Regions from separate parts of the Homo sapiens genome. Here region 2 is linked to region 1. A link is an interaction called in ENCODE POLR2A ChIA-PET data of the cell type or tissue named here. Cell type or tissue: IMR-90. All regions are shown on one strand. Each heading gives the region's core, and the rest is flanking DNA. Links, peaks and the distances in the headings are about the cores only. Region 1 overlaps FAM227B (family with sequence similarity 227 member B). Region 2 overlaps GALK2 (galactokinase 2).

The links. Peaks named below come from ENCODE experiments on the same cell type or tissue, not always from the same donor. Only the 100,000 strongest peaks of a DNase experiment are listed, where the experiment ranks them.
Region 2: POLR2A ChIA-PET joins it to region 1 with 9 read pairs; 1 of 35 experiments calls an interaction of 5 or more read pairs at or near these places.

What each region holds. Positions count from the first base shown.
Region 1 is chr15:49,407,611-49,415,610 of GRCh38, reverse strand. All of the region lies in intron 11 of FAM227B (family with sequence similarity 227 member B), which reads left to right. Among named protein-coding and RNA genes, the nearest start is that of FGF7, 12 kb to the left of the region's middle. In IMR-90, for the core only: no CTCF peak of the experiment used is centred there; no DNase peak of the experiment used is centred there; H3K27ac peaks cover 734 bases.
Region 2 is chr15:49,267,049-49,277,001 of GRCh38, reverse strand. All of the region lies in intron 5 of GALK2 (galactokinase 2), which reads right to left. Among named protein-coding and RNA genes, the nearest start is that of GALK2, 100 kb to the right of the region's middle. In IMR-90, for the core only: no CTCF peak of the experiment used is centred there; DNase peaks (open chromatin) are centred at 6,111 and 6,241; H3K27ac peaks cover 1,859 bases.

The sequences.
Region 1 (8,000 bases), core at 1-8,000:
AAATTATATTATGAATTTACTGAATTGTGATACAACTTTAGACCTAGAGCAAAATCTCTAGTTGGAGCTACTAGTTTGGGTTTTTTTTTCCACTTGTACATTTCTATATAATGAAAGCATATTATGTAATTCATTCTAGATTGTCTTGATTCCCCTTAAGTTACTGCTTAACTTTAGGAAACAATCAATTTCCTTGAGTAAGTGCTTTACATTGGTACCTAGTTTTGACAGCTTCATGCCATTCTAAATGTTGAAAAATGTTCTCACAGAGAGAATTTTGCTTCATCCCTAGAAGGACATCATGACAAACACAAAGACCTTGTGCAATTGAGGTTATTACATTGTTAGCTCTAAATTGTCATTATTTGGTTCTACATGAATTGTCTATGTAGCAAGGCAGCAAAATGAGGGGTAAAACTAGCAATAGCAATTTTTCTTTTAAAAATGTTTCCTGGATATCAATGTGTTAGTAGCAAAACTGGCTTAATTTTCAATTCATTAGCTTTCAAAGCATGTTCAAAAGTGAGAAAAAGAGGCAGAGTAAAAGTAATTATGATAGTAAAGAAGAAAAAGAAAGTTAGGGAGTCCACCACCTTAATTATAGAGCTACATCCATGAAAAGCCAAGTATTCAGTAAAAATTTGTATTTGTGTAAAACTGGTGGCTATCGCAATAACTTATGCATGAGAAAGGAGGTTTATACTTCTGCTTAAGCTCCTCTTCAAGCTAAACGTTATTTCTATCCTCAGCTACAACTTATATTTTTCCCTCGATAGTTTTTAATATTAATTCAAACATAGTGAGTCCTCCTTATTCCTCTAATTAATTCCAAAAAATGTCAATTCTACCACAACTTCTTCTACACCTGTTTCTTCCTATCAATTATCACTTTCACATCCTAGATCAAGTTATTGTTATAGTTCACATTAATTCTATTCCTAATCCACCTCTTTGTATCTTCTCTCCCCAATCTCCAATCCATTTTAAATGTTGTTATGAGATTAATCTTTCTAAAATATAATTGCAACCATGTTATTTCTCTGCCCCAAAGTCATCAGTAACATCCCCATTTTTCCTAAATAAAACTCTACTTTTCTTTTTCCAATATGCAGACTACTGTTTCCAATGCCCTCTATGATCCTCAACATCCCCCAAACACTAGGCTCTCTCACTTGGTTTGGGGTGTAGGGAGATTTCCCCCCTCCCTCCCCCCACACACTTCACCTCTTGGTAGAGAAGTGGACTAACAGAGAAGAAATCCCCCTTACAAATTCTCTCCCTCTCTACCTTCTCTCCCTATCTCCCCATCTCTTTCTCTTATATATTCAGTCTGCATGAGGAACCCAAGAGTTGTGTAACCAATTATCAGATATTTCCTTTGAAATTTTACATATTGAGTTTTTAATGATGCAATAAAGTCCTTGGTCCTAGTTAACTGATAACTCAGCTAATTACTTTAAATCAACACTTACTCTGTATTCGAATAGTGTGCATTATGACATACTGTTCAATAAGATAAGCAAGGTCCCTGACTTAGAGCTTAAATTATTGGAGGAGGGGGTGGATAATAGATATTAAAAATAACTCTGATGGCTATTTCAGGAGGAAATAAATAGGTTACTATGGTATCATTTAACACAGAAAGGAGAAGGATGTTTCAAATCTCATTACAAAATGTCTTTCTGTAGAATTGCTATTTAAGCTCAGATCTGATACATGAGAAGAAATCAGAAGTGGAGGTAGAGCATTCTAGATAAAGGTAACAAGAGCAAAAGTTCTGAGGTGAAAATGAGCTTGTTGTGTTCTAGAAACCAAAAGATAGTATAACTGGAGTATACTGAACAAAGGGAAAGTTGGGCAACACGAGACCAATGTACATAAGGCGTTGATACTAACATTAAAGACTTTGGATTTGATCCTAAGTATAATAGATTGTAATTAGCAAGTATAATGGGTATAATCATTCTGAAAACTTTTTGGAGAATGTTTGGGAGATGGCAAAAGTTGAAATAAGGAGACTGGTTAGGAGGCCATAATTGAAATACAGGTCAGAGATTATATCTTAGACTAATTATGGTAAGGGAGATGGAAAGGAGTAGTTAGATGTATGTTGGAGACTGTTATTAGTCTGTTCTTATGCTGCTGATAAAGTCATACCCGAGACTGGGCAATTTACAAAAGAAAGACGTTTAATCGACCCACAGTTCCACATGGTTGGGGAGGCCTCACAATCATGGTGGAAGACAAGGAGGAGCATGTCAGGTCTTACACAGATGGTAGCAGGTAAAGAGAGAGAATGAGAGAGAAGCAAAAGCTGAAACCCCTTACAAAACCATCAGATCTCGTAAGACTTATTCACTACCATGAGAACAGTATGGAGGCAACTGCCCCCATGATTCACTTATCTCCCACCAGGTCCCTCCCACAACATGTGGGAATTATGGGAGTACAATTCAAGATGAGATTTGGGTGAGGACACAGAGCCAAACCATATCAGAGACAAAGCCTTATTCAATGTAAGAGACAAAGAGGAGTCAAGGTTAAATTCCAGATGTCCAATATTTGTAACTGGATAAATGGTGATGTCATTTGCTGAGCTAAGGGAGACTGGGAGAAGACCAGGATTAGAGGGGAAAATCAGACAACTGGAAAGTTTGGCTGAGAGAAATGCTATCACCCAAGGGCCAATTCATTCTGGATCAGAGAGATCTGGACCTTTTTACTCCTTTGAATGAGAACCAAGAAGCATCTTGAAATTCAATTTCCACACAAGTGTGGAAATAGAAACAAAATCTCTTTTTAAGGATATCTGGTGCAAAAGGAAAGTTTTTCTTGTGCAGTATTGACTATGCATTTTAATGAAAATAATAAGGGCCATCCTCCCTCATTTTTCTAATTAAGGATGTCTCTGACAACCAGCATATCATAGGCCCCAGTAATATAATACATGATATCGGAAGTCAAACTATATCATGGGACGTTATTGTGAAAACCTAAAACTGATTTATTCTTTGATTTCAGCTATAAATGGGTTTCAAAGTTGCCAAAAAACAAGTCAATGTACTTCGTGTTCAAATCAATTCTTGTGACACTGAGAAAAAAAAAATTTTAAGAATAACAGTGTTGATATTTTGAAAAAAATTAATCCTTAGTACCCTCTCTGGTTATTTTACCTGAAAGAAAATTGCTTTCATATTCCTGAAAGCTATACTTCTTTCCATAGAAGGATGTTAGCAGAGAAACATAGTAGTAGAGTTGCTCATATCAGATTATAACACCACCCTGTATTGCACAACAAAAAGAATATGTTAAAACTAAAATATTGTCTAATGCCAAGAAAAAATGGCTAATTTGGCAAAAATTATATTAATCATTTTATAGTGCCCAGAAGAACAACAAAATAAGACTGATTTTTTTCTAATATAATTTTTTGGCTACACATGATTATAGCTTTCATTTCTTAGCCTAAGTAGTTTGGAAGTTGGAAACATTGTAGCATGAGCTTAGAAAGCTGCTGAATAAGTAGAAATACAAAATTATAGCATGTTTTAGACGAAATATTGCTTCTTAATGCCAAGTACTGTATGTGTAATAAATCAAACTGTCACCTGGTTTAATTGAATCAATAAAAGAATATGGAAATAGCTTATTAGGTTATCTGCAAATGAGGATGTAAAAGTACTGAAAGATGTTTGAAAATTGCTTTCTCTCTAAAATATTTAAAATTCCCCATAACAATTGATATATCCTATTATTTGTGCACAATTTTGGAAATGTCTGCGAAGCAAAAAAGACAAGTTTGAATTCAAAGCCCAATTTGAATGGTAACAAATTCTGAATTGAGAGATTCCAAATATAAGAACTTCCGCCATATTTCAAATTATGCTAAGAATACATGGTTTATTAGGATAATATTTATTATTTTTGCCTTGAATAAATAAAATTAAAGGGGATAATTCTAGTTCTTAGTACAACCAAAGGATTAAGTAAAAGTCTATTTCAAAACTGGTAATGAAATGTTTTATATGTACTCATCCTTTACCTTGATTGCCTTCTTTATGCCTTCCATTCCATTTTATACCACTCAGCATGTCGACATATTGTGACAATAAATATACTTTATTTCCAGTGTCATCAAATATGAAACCAGAATGCAAACTCAGAAGTATCAAAAATATCATTGTTCATTTTCTCTCTCAAAAAGGTGGACAAGAAAGAATGAAATATATAAAATTTTTGGATTATTTTAGCATACCTAGAATATATTTTGATTTAAAAGGGGACTTTTTTTCTTTCAACAATGTTCCTCATCTCGTTAGTACTTAATTTATCCCTTTTAGAATGAGAAATCATCTTTTTTTCTGTTTTTCACTTCCTTGGTTTACAGATAAAATTATATTATGCTATTACCCTGGTGATACCAAATATTTACAAAGATTTGGGGATTTTTTGGGGGGTTCTATTTTCAATTCTGCAACTGTTTTTTATCCTATCCAACCTCCTTCCCTTTCTCTGCATTTTTATTTTCCACTTTTTTATATTTTTTTCCTAGCTCCCTCTCTCATTTGCTTACTTTCACTCCCTCTCTCCCTGCCCACCCCCCCCACACACAGATACACACACACACATACACACACACACACACACACTCTCAAATGCTTTTTCTGTCATTCCCATGCTTCAGGTTTCTAGAAAACTCATTAGGTCATTCTTATATTAATTTTCTACTTGTTTATCATTTTTTCAATCTAGTCTTGAAAAACACATCTGGTTTCCATTCTAATCAGTATTCCTCTGAGAGTAGCATCATGTTATAGAAGTCAAAGAATTCTCAAATAATAACCCATAATGGTTCAACTTCTGGTAATTTAAACTTTTATCCAGTAACTTTAAAAGAGCTATTCATGTAGTCTAACTTGGCAGCCTTTTTTTTAAGATAAAAGTTTATGGAGGTGGGGTTTGTGTGGGTAATCATTTAAAGAAACAATATTTGGAAACCTTTTTCAAAATGACAAATTTTTTAAACTAAACATGGAAAATGATTCGCTATTTTCAATAGCTATTCATTTCTGAGAGTTCACAATTGAAATGACACAACTTATGTGCTGTGTAAATGAGGTGATAGTGAAGACTATGTACTGAAAAAAGAAGACAAAAACATTAGAACTACTAAAAAAGAGCAAATAGATGTTAAGTGAGAAATTATTGAAAACTACTTACAAAACATAAAGCTATGTGCATTATGAGAGGATATAGTATTCAGAGGCAGCATGAAACAACGTGGCCTATGGGGAGCTGTCAGGGTTCAAACGATTTGCAATCAGACATTCTGCATTTGAAATATTGTTCTTAATAATTGTGTGACATAGGCAAGTTATTTAACTTCTCTGAGTCCATCACATGTTACAAGAATAATAGAGGACAAATTTCCACTTGAAGAAGCCTAAAGGGCTGGAGAGTGGATGCAAAAAATAAATAGGGTGCTTTAGAAGATCCGAAGTGAGAGTACAGTTGTGAAAGAAGATAATTAGATAATTCTAGTGCCAGCATTATAGGTGAGATTGAGCAGAAACCTCATGTGGGAAGGTGAGCCTGAAAAGAAATGAGAACAAGGGAAATACTAGAGCCTGAATGATCCTAATAAACAGTAAAAGCAGAGATGAATACAGTAGAAAACAGAAAGAGACTAATCTTCTGGCATATATCTCTATTTTATATATTAAAGCCTTACATAACACTTACTGCATGCCAGGCAGTTTTCTAAGCATTTTATAAAGTTAAATAATGCAGTCATATTAAGTTGGCATTATTTTTATCCTCATTTTGCAAGTGATGAAACTAGTCTTAGGTATAGTTTGCCAGAACAGGGAAAGAAGTGGAATAAAATTTGAGGTGACTTCAGTTCTCCAGCAAACATTGCTAGAAAGTTAAACGAGAGATAGTTTTGTCCAGGAAGAAAATAGTAATAACAATAATAATTACAACAACAGCATTTATTGAGCCTTTATTAAGTGCCAGCCACTGTTTCAAGTTTCTATATATCTCTCTTTTGGCATATATATATATTCCTATTTATATATACATATATATAACTATATATATATAGAAAGAGAGAGAGAAGGAACAGTAATAAAAGAGTACAAGTACTCCTTTATCCTCATTTTCCAGATGAAGAAACAAGGCACAAGAGAATTTAAGTAACTTTCACAAGTTAATAAAGTTTGAAATAAATTGGAATATTGATACAGAAGGGCTAATCTGAAGCCTGAGCCTTTAGCCACTATTACTTTCAACATACGGTTTATTTTCATAAAGGGGGTGGGGAGGGTGTCCCTAGCATGCTTCACTTTTTCAAGTGTGCCGCATCTTAAAGTGGAATATGCTTGTTGACATGGTCAGTTCACATGTAAAGAACCCAAATAAGAAGCCCTCCAATACTGAAGTGAAACTTGCTAAGAAAGAAAGCATACTCATCTCCAGAGGACTCTCATGCCAGCCATCCATAATACTAAACTCAATCTTTAATCATACATATGAACCAAAGATGACAAACATTTGCAGAAAAGAAGAAAGATCAAAGTGAAGGCACCAAGAAAACTGATCCTTCATAAAGGCAATCCAAGAAATATAAAATATGTATTTCAAATTCTTACTAGAATTTATATACTCATTCATTTTTAAAATATTCACTATACACCTCCTACTATGTATCAGACTCTGAATTGTGGTAGTAAATGCCATGGTGATATAACCCCACCCCTCCACCCCCAGAAAAAACCACCACAACAACACATGTTACTTGCTCCCATGGAGCTTATTTGAAATTATATTGCATTATTTTAAAAGCATAATCTGACAGAAAATGAAGCAGAAAAAAACAGGATTAGGTATCAAGACTATGATAGCAGAACAAATAATTTGGCAGAATGGTTAAGTAATAGACTGAATATGGCTAAAAAACAAATAAATGATTTGTAATGTCCAGCATTCAAAATTAGAACAAAAAACAGAGAGGCAGAAAATAGAGAAATGTTAAAGGATATGGAAGATCAATTTAGATAGTTTATCTTCACTTCAAAACGAATTCCAGGAAGAAAATATGAAGGAAAAGCGAGAGAGCAATGAACACTTTACAAAATTGAATAAGAACTCAAGTGATCAATTGAAATGACCCACCAATGGCTAAGCATAATGAGTGAAGACCCATGTCATGGTGAAACCTCTGAACTCAAACAATAAGTAGAAAATATTGAAAGTTTCTAAAAATAAAATTTGCACAAGTTGCTTACAAAGGAACTAGAATCAGATTGGCATCAGATTATATCATTAGGCAGCACTTGATGCTAGAAGAAAGTACAGAATACCTACAAAGATTTGAGCAAAATGATATTAAGCTAAAATATATACCAGTTAAAATATTATTCAGATGCAAGTATAAATAAAAACGTTTTCTTGCAAATAAGAACTTCAAATGTTTCCCAACTTTAGACCCTCCCTGAAATAATTACTGTGGCAAAATAAAAAATGTTTCCAAGAGGAAATGTGGGATACAAAACAAAAAGGATGAAATACTACTCAACAATAAAAATAAACTATTTACTGGTATGTAGAACATGTGCATGAATCTCAAATGCATTATGCTAAGTGAAAGAAGCCAGACCCAAAAGGCTACATGCTGTATGGTTCCATTTTATGTTCTAGAAAGGCAAAAACTATAGGTACAGAAACAGATTGCCAGCGGATGTGGAGTGGGGATGAGAGATTGACAACAACCGGGCATGAAAGGATTACTTGGGTGATGGAACAGTTCTATATCTTGATTGTGGGGGTAGTTACACAATCATGTACTTTTGGCAGAACTCACAAAACTAAAGGTGAAAATTACAGCATATAAATGATACCTCATATATAAATACATATTATATATATATTAGTACTATATATAATTAATATAATAATAATATAATATATATATTAAATACATATATATTAGTACGAAT
Region 2 (9,953 bases), core at 233-8,232, 140 kb after region 1:
CGAGACTCTGTCTCAAAAAAAAAAAAAAAAAGAAAAGAAAAAAAGAAACTAGAAACAAAAGGTTAAAAAAACAAAAACCAAAAAAAAAAAAAAAAAACCTCAGATTCTATTAAGAAAAAAGCTTGCATTCTTCTGATGGTAAACAAAAATTAGGCCCACAGAAATCAAAGAAATAATAAATAATTAATAAATAAATTAGCTAGGCCCATGGCCTAAGCCAGAGATAGCATGACCTGAACTCAGAGAACCATTAATGAAGGGATCTGGTGCCTTAACAGCACTACACTGTAAAAGGAAGCAGAGAATGCTGTCATTATGGATGATGTGAGGGAGACATGTGAGTGAGTCTATTCATGCTTTTTCTGTCTGTCCTTTGGGACACTGAAAATAGAACCATAAAATGTCCTCCAAGGATTATAATCAGACAGAGTGACTTGCAAAGACACTGAATCAATACTCCATACCTACTTAAATTATGTAAAATCTCAATAGATTTCATGAGAATAAGGAGTAGCTATCAAAAGAACATTATCAAAAGCATAAAGAAAAGAAGCATACTGGAAGCTAACTTCATGGATAGATCAAAATGAATTCAGGAACACCATTCTCTTTAGCAAAGGACAAAGGCATATTTCTACCTGATGGCTAAGTGATTCTAAGGCTTTTCCACTGTACCCCACAAACACAAACACACAACCTGAAAACCCTCAAGCTAGATCAGCAAAGCTCTAATGAAGAAGGGGTTCACTCCCGTCTCTACCATGTATTTTCTTTTGCTCTTACACTTGAGCACCACAAGAAACCCAGGGACTTCCAAACTAGTCACTTGTGACATTTTGCTCTCTATCCCTTCTTTCAAAACCCTAATGACTGAGAATCATTAGGGAAGACAATTTGACTGCATGGGAAACTTTGCCAAAGTGTGTAACCAATAAGCTGGTGTCTATTCAGACTTCTGCCCTCTGGACAGTTAGGAGACACCTGACATTATTTACAGATCTTCTTTTAAAGCTACTAAAGATAGTTAATGAAGCTACTTTAGCCCTTTGTGTGGTTCTCTTGAAGCAGCCTGGGTAGGAAACAAAAGCCTTGTGGGCTTCCTAAATTAAAGTTTATCCATCTGCATGCCAGTGGAACTCCAGGTAAGAGGAGAAATGAAATAACAGGGTTCAATTTAATAGAGAATCTAATTAAATCTAACTGATTAGCACTGAGAAGGGCGAAAGATTCATGAATGTTATGCCTCGCTAAACCTGGATATCCACAAAAAAACAATAATAATAATACAAAAGACTCAAGATATTAATACAGTGACCTGTTTTTGTTTAGCAGTTTTAATAATGAGATTGTTAAAAGCTGAATTACACTGGAAGGAATGTTTCGCTGAGTTAGTTAACCATGCCTATGGGAAGCCTAACTATTCAGAACACAAGGCTCTAACCAAGACAAAATTATACTGTTATAGTCAGCTGCCATAAGTGCAAGTCAAGAGAAAGGAAGGAAATAAACAGACCCATTCATTCATTCAACAATCATTTAAATAGTGACCTAACAGATAAGTGAATAGGCCAGTGTCTGCCCTCAAGGAGCTCACAATATTGATAGTGTCTTTAGGTGAACAAGTCTTCCAAAAGAAAATGTAAACCTGGAGTGACAGCTTCTGTTTGCCTCTCCAGATCTGTCCACTTGCCTTCATCCTGCTATCTGCCCCAGAAGGCTGCCCAGGATGAACTACAGTCATGTGCTGCACAAAAGCATTTTGGAGTGGTCTCATAAGAGTAAAACGGAACTGAACAATTCCTATCACCTAGTGACACCATAGCTCAGAGCTGTTGTAACATCACATTACATTTGTGGTGATGTTGATGTAAACAAACCTACTGCACTGCCAGTCATATAAAAGTGTAGTATGTATGATTATGCACAGTACATAATACTTGGTAATAAATGACTATGCTACTGGTGTACATATTTATTATACTTTTTATCATTATTTTAGAGCATATGTCTTCTACTTATTAAAAAAAAAAGTTAACTGTAAAACAGTCTCAAGACAGGTCTTCGGGAGGTATGCCAGAAGAAGGCACTGTTATCACAGGAGATGACAGCTCCATCCATGTTATTGCCCCTGAAGACCTTCCAGTAGGACAAGAGGTGGAGGTGGAACACAGTGATATTGATGATCCTGACTCTGTTTTAGTTTTTAACAAAAAAACTAAAAGTTTAAAACGTTAAAAAATTAAAAAATTTTAAAAATAGAAAAGAGCTCACAGAATAAGGATATAAAGAAACACTTTGTACAGCTATACAATGTGTTTGTGTTTCAAGCTAAGTGTTATTACAAGAGTCAAAAATTTTTTTTAATTTTAAGTTTATAAAGTAAGAAAGTTACAGCAAGCTAAGGTTAGTTTATTACTGAAGGAAAACATTTTTATATAAATTTAGTGTAGCCTACATGGACAGTGTTGATAAAGTCTACAGTAGTGTACAGTCATGTCCTGCGCCTTCACATTCACTCACCACTCACAGACTCACCCAGAGCAACTGCCAGTCCTGCAAGGTCCATTCATAATAAATGCCCAATATAACTGTATGATTTTTTCTTTTAAACCATATTTTTACTTTACCTTTTTTATGTTTAGCTACACAAATACTTACCATTGTGTTACAACTGCCTATAGTATTCAGTACAGTAATATGCTGTACTGGTTCTATAGCCTAGAAGCAATAGGCTGTACCATATAGACTAGGTGTGTAGTAGGCTACACCATCTAGGTTTGTGTTAGTACACTCTATGATGTTGACACAATGACAAAATCACCTAACAGCACATTTCTCAGTCCATTACCCCATTGTTAAGCAATGCATAATTGTGCATCAACAGGCTCCGGTGCTCTCTGCTTCCCATCAGGTTCTTCTAACAGAGGACTCTGGCAGGAAATGGGGAAGGGAGGGAGAGTAAAGTGATGTCTCTCCCTGTCGAGGGTACCTTCAGGCCCAAGGGCAGCAACAGCACAGCTACAACTAGTCCTGGGTGTCCCCTAAACCCACATCTTTGTAAACAGTCCTAGTGAAATAAACTGTCCTTCAGCATTGAGTGTGCCATCTGTTTTCTGTTACAACCCTGACTGTTTCATCTAGATAAAGTAAAAACATTAATGGCTCCTCTGACTTTACCTCAAATATTTTCTCTATTTTCTCCCTCTATAATCCTTCTCCACCCTAACTTTCAAAATTTCTAGGTTATTACCTGGGGCTATTTTCAAATTCTTCCCCAAGTTGGCAAACATATTAGGTAGAGCCCATCCAGGACAGAGAAGTTCTCCATGAAATGGCACCAAGATAACTCTAAAAGAGACTGAAGCAGACTTGCTTTGTTTTGAAACATGGCTGATGAACAAGCTCTAACTTACAGACACTTTGTAAGGGAAAAAAAAAAAAGCCTGTTCTAATATTTTTTTTTCAAGAAGGAGGCTATTATTTCTTCTTCACATCTCTAACTTAAGAGATGTAATGCAAAGGAATTAGCAACTTTCGCATTTTTTACTTCAAGAAAAGTTGCCTGAGGACAAAGACAGCCAATTCCCAAACTGGGCACAGCAGATGCAAATGACCCTGATGGTTCAGGCTGAAAAGTTCCTGTAAATAATACAGGAAAGAAAGGAAGGAGTTTAAATATCAAAATAAGCAGAAACTAGAAAAAAACAACAACAGTGAGGAGGTTTCTCCAAAGTCAATCTAAGAAATCTGCAAAAATGTAGAAACACCACAGAGTTTGCATTAAGCACTCAGAGTTTGCATTAAGCACTCATGCTTTTTTCACACATAGCTTGTTTTTAGTTCTTAGGGCTGGATATTCGTATGTTCCTATAAAAGCTCAATGGGCTCAGAAAGTGTGTATCACAAAAGGACAACAGTACACTCTTCTATCTGTGTACAGTGGAGAGAACGTGATCTAATGAACCTGGAGAAAGCTAGTAGTTGGGACATGGGGCTCTAAAAATATCTCAGGTGCTCAGTGAGGGCAGAAGCACAGTCTTCCAGTGGCTCCCTCCAGACTTGTCGACAAGAGAAAGACAAAGACCACTTCCTTAACCTAACTGATCTGCAATCCAAGTCACAGAGGGACCCAGATTCTGAGAAGGGACCTTCAACAATCAGGCTGGAGCAAAGTATTTTATTCAAACACTTTGGGATCCTAGGCCCATGGGAATCCTGGGGAAATGTCTATGATAGGTTTCTTCTAGACCTCAACCATCACGGCCTGTACTGCATGAGGAGGAATCTTATTAGTACCTAACAATGTACAACCTTGGATATTTCTCCAGATGATGACTCTGGATGTGCAAATGTGTGTGGTAAAACTGTTAAAATATTAACATGAATCTAAAAGGTAATAATGAGATGCAAAGGGAGAAAAGAGTACAGTATACTCTGCTACTCCAAGTGCAGTCTTCACACGCAGCATTGATGTCACCCGGGAACTGGTTAAACGTGCACAATCTCATGCTCCATCCCAGACCTACTGAATCAGAATCTGCAACTTAACAAGATCCCCAGGTGATCTGCATGCATATTAAATCTGAAACAGCTCTTTAAATGATTTCCTACATGACAAGGCTTTCTTGATAAATTAAACAAATTGGGAAAGAATATTAACAAAAAAGTGAAGAAAGCTGACAAATACCAAATGTCTTCTAGGGCTAGACACTGTGCAGGGTATTTTGTACATCTTATTTAATTTACAAAACAACCCAGAAAAAGAATTATAACTTTTTATAGAATTGTAACTTCTCTATTTCATAGAGAAGGAAATTGAGGCTCAAAAAGGTCAATAAGCTGACCTAAAATAAGATTCAAAGCCAGAAAGGCCTGGCTCAAAAGTCCACCAAGCTACCTTGTCATTCTGCTTCAGGAAACAGGCTGTGCCCAAAATTGGGCCCTGGTGAGCCAATGGAGCACAATTTATGCATATCTGAACTGAAACTCCTTTTCATTAGAATGAACAATTAAGTTGACCATAAGTTCTAGGAGGCAGACATTTCTGATTCATCAAAATGTTCCTCCATTTTCTCTTCAAGTTAAAAAACGTGTACGTTGCTGGATGGCCTGAGGCTTGGAGGGCTTTGCCATTATCCATTTCCAAACACAATTCCCAAATAGTTTCCTCCCAAAGATCCCAATGTTCTTAATTGTTTCGCAACCCAGAGTGATCTCAATATAGGGCTAATAGCTTGGTATGATTTCTGTAGCCCAATAATTGTAATGCCAGCTAACACAATGCCTCAGACACTGTTCTAAGCACTTTTTGTGTTCTATCTAGTTTCAAATCCGTGAGGGAGGGAGTTTCAAATCCATTTTATAATGAAGAAACTGAAGCATAGAGAGGTTAAATAAACTGCCCAAGATCATTCAGCTAGTAAGTGGCAAAGCCAGAATTTGAGCTCAGAGTCTTGGTTCTATGCTTTTAAGCATAATACTATACTTTATCTCTCAGGGAAAGGTTTCAGGAGTAGACCAGGATCCCAAAATTCAGGAGCCCCCAAAGCCTTCCCTGCATACTTATCTCTCACTAGCACAATTGACTGAATCCCTTTCATTGTTTAAATTCTTAGAAAACACAGGGTGGGAGTTGGAGGGAATAGTCAGCAAACACATACCAAAGTAACTACTACTGGGAAGAGGAGAAGAGGGGAGAAAAAACTGCCTAAAAAAAAGTTGTTGGGGAAAGCCAACAGGAGGCAGGAGCCTGGCCGGCCTGATGGAATCAGACAATAATATGACCCAAGTCACAGCTACTAAATACCAGCGGGGCCTCCAATGCCTGTGGTAAAGGCTGGTGTCACTCCTTTGGCTGGCAGAATACTTATTTTGGCTCTAACCTTCTAAAAATGCTAAATAATGATAATAATGGATGGGCGGCAGGCTTACAATCTCTGTGGTTTGGCAAGCGTGTCCTGGAATTGCATGTTCCTTCCCATGGATAGAGGAACCCTCCTATTCCCTGGAGGAAGGGTTCCTTATACTGTGTTTTGAGCAGAACAGTCCTGTCCCACTCTTGAGGTCCTAACTGCAGGATTTCTAGTGGTAAACCAATCTGGACTCTCCTAGAGAATGACAAGAAGAGAGGGGCATTCGATGACTAGTTACTATTTCTTTCCCTAGCATAATAATAACTATGAGAATACTTGCTAATTTTCCTAATATGGATCTGATCATACAGATATAGATGCAAACGAAAGAGAAAGAAAGAACCTCTATGAATCATAATCCGAGTCAACCAAATACATATCTCAGTGTACACATTTGCCTTGGGGAAAGGGTTTTATGTATACAATAGTTAATTCGCAAACACTTTGACATGTAGTGGGAAGCATCTTTAGGGTCAGGAAATGCTGAGGGTGTTCCAAGAGTTGTTACATGAAATAAATTGATTTTACTGCACTGTGCTCAAATGTTATGCTCAGAGCATCTACTGAAGGTCATTATAAGAAAGAGTCATGTGAACACCACTCTTGCATTTGTTTTCAGACATTGCAGAGGTGATTTTCATTATATTTTATGTGCTCTAAAGAATCCATGTGAGAAATGCATTTCAGAATTTAGCACCCCCAGGGAAAATACTGCCTCTTCTGAAGAACTGGAATGATTCCTCTATTCTGATCATGAGACCTCTATAACTTACTATTGCCCTTTCACCTTGGCCTCCAGGAATCTTAGTAAGTAAGATTAAACAAAACAATTACATTAAGTAATTAAGAGTTGGTATGTTTTTATTCTTTTCTTTTGTCCTAGTTTTCTACTTCTAATTTATTAACCTTACTGAATATTTTGGATTGTATAATTCCTAGACACTTTAAACATAAAGAAAATAGGCACTTGGTACAAATAGAATAAAAAACTGAGACATAGCAGATGGGAGGAATAGTTACGTTAGGGGAGCGATGATAAACAAGAGTACATTCTAAGAAGAGGGAGCAAGAATGGTGAGGAGGTCCAGTAGCCATATTCCATAAGGAATAGTTGAAACAACAGTGGATGTGTGGCTTAGAGAAAGAATAAGAGGACGCACAAGCGGTTCCTTCAAACTTCAAAGGATTCTACTATCAAAAGGAGGAGACAATTGGGGATATATAGATAGAAAGGATAGAGTTTGATTAAATAGAAGGAAAATCTTTCCAATGATTAGAGTGGTCCAAGAATGAAAAGGGCTAATTTGTGAAGCAGTGAGATCACTATGGTAACAGAGGGTAGAAAATGATCTCCTATTAATATCTCAAGTTGGGAGGTGAGTGGAATAAAAATGCACATAGGGAGAGGGCCCCTGAGTTCTGGGGTTCAGAGACAGCAGCGTCTTAACTTCAATTCCTAGGGAAAAACTATACTTCCTTGTCCTCCTCCAAATTTTAAAAATTTATAAATATTCTGTTCTACAAAAGATGAAAATGTATGTAGAAATGCTGAAACAAAAGGGTTAAATTCCTTGCTCTTTGCAAAATAGGAGAGGGAAGTAAAAGGAAAACTTCATGAAACAGTAGAGAATTTCCATTTTGTCCTGTCTTCCAAAATGTGGGTTCTTGGGCACAACTCTACTCCCCATGTTTATGAGGCCTATGCTGAGTTGAGACTACCACAAGAGCTCACCTTCACCCTCCATGCAATCTACCAGGCCCCTGACCTTGCACTGCACAATATACCCTATGGAAGAAGTACCTCAGGGGCAGATTCATTTGATCTCTTGTACAGCACTTTTTAAATATATATTTGCGGCTCTATGCTACACACCATGGGAGAACCAAAAGAAGTGCTGACAACCAATAACTTTCATGAACAATCTAATTACAAATCACAGCCCAAGTACACTCTAATCCATAAGGCAAAAAGCTGACCTAGAAAACCTATCCTTTGAAAAATAAATGATTGTAATCTCTTTCTCCAGATTTTCATTCCTTAAGTACCTACATATAGTTACTCCTGACACTCCCCCAAATTATAAATGTTATAAATACAATGCTTAACAAAACTTAGATAAAAATAGAAACAATATTGCAGATGATGTTGCATAATCACTATCTTGGATGTAAATATAAAAATGTCATTTAGTTTAGCACACTATTGGTAGAAGGGCTCAAAGGAGAGGGAAGTAATTTCTAATGGAACAAAAACTAACCTAGACCAGGAGATGTACCCAATTGGTAAGGTAATTTGCTAGAAAATAAATCCATTTTACACACTGCCAATCCATGGAGCAAAAGATGCTAACATTGTCTAAAGAGAGACAGTAGAAGAAGGGGAGAAAAAGAAGATGATCATTTCTGATCATTTCTAAGGTATACCAGTAAGGATAGAACCCTGGCTGGCTGCTTTGCAAGGTGGATAATGGGCTCCCTGCTACTGGACCAAACAGCAGCCTGCAACATCAGCCACTGTCCTTACATTACACCACCTGTGCCTCAGACTGCAGCTCTGCTCACTTTCTCTCTTACTTCATGATTCTTTCTATCCACATCTTTCAGTGGATATATTACTAATTTCTATAGCTGAAGTTTTAGCTCTGCAAAGCAATCTAGAACACTCTGCATTTTACATTGACATATGACATAGTGACTTTAAAAAATGAGTAATTTTTGGCTTGTACCTGCAACTCAGCTTTTACATCTCAACTGACACCACAAAGCCTTTCCCAAAACTACTCTTCCCCATTTAAATTGGGTTCTCCCTGTTCTCTCTCATAATCTGTTTCCTTCATAACATTTATCACAATCTGTGTACAGATATTTGTGTATGTTTGTTTAATATTAGTCTTCCTCCATTAGTCTAAGCTCCATGAGGGGAGGAGTCATTCTGTTCACCTTGTATCTCTAATACCTAAACTATTTGTTGATAAATGAATGCTGAATAAATGAATGAATGAACAAATGAATATACAATGTCAACTCCCCATTTCCCTGCTAACCCACCATATTCAGAGACAAAAATCTTCCCCTGATAAATGAATATGTACCAAATTAAAATCCTGGAACTATGCAGTCATTATATGACACTGGCAAATCTTGGAGAGTGAAATATCACTTTCTTTTGCTTCATTCAGAGTTTTATAACAGAAAAACCTATCTCATTCTTCTTTATATGTTTATGTGCTGAGATACAGAAAAAAAATCTAGAAAATTCATTATAGTCAATATTTTCCAACTTCCTTCTTTGATAAAAATATGAAAGAAGTAAGGATTTTACTTCTTTCCATTTTTCTGATTTATTCAAGAAAAATATGCCAATAACTATCAAAACATCTATAATATGACCAACATGAAAAGGAGGAAATAAAGAACTAGAAAATTCCAGTAAAACAGAAATAACATGTTATCACAGAAATGGCATTATGTGTAGAAGAAAAAGGGTTTAAGTGATAAAACCATCCAAGACATACCCAAACAGATTTCCCAGTCTGTTACTAGAAACACTGCTGCCATTATTGAAGGGATTGGTATTCCCCATTGGACTGAGACTCTGGAGACAGAAGACCTTGACAACGATTCTTTGCTTGCCCAAACTTCAGTCATGCTCCTGAACCAGCTACTAGGCCCATCTGTTCACCTTGCTAAATCAGTTTAGTGAGAACACCCCACCCTCAATATCTGATCACCCTTGATATCTGATAAGGTTCCTCATCTTCCAACATCCTCCAGGTAATGACTGATCACCTTGGCCTGCATTCAGCAAGAATCCTTTTAGGTCAGGTTAGCTGGAATCCTCATTACTCCTGATGTTTAATTTCCCATTCACTGGCTCCTACCCTGCTCCTTGGCTATAACTTCCCATTTGGCCATGCTGTATTCAGAGTTGAGCCCAATTTCTCTCTCCCATTGCAAAATCTCATCACAATGGTCCTTAAGAAAGCCTGCTTTGCCATGTTTTAACAAATATCATTGAATATTTTTTTCTTTAACACCCTT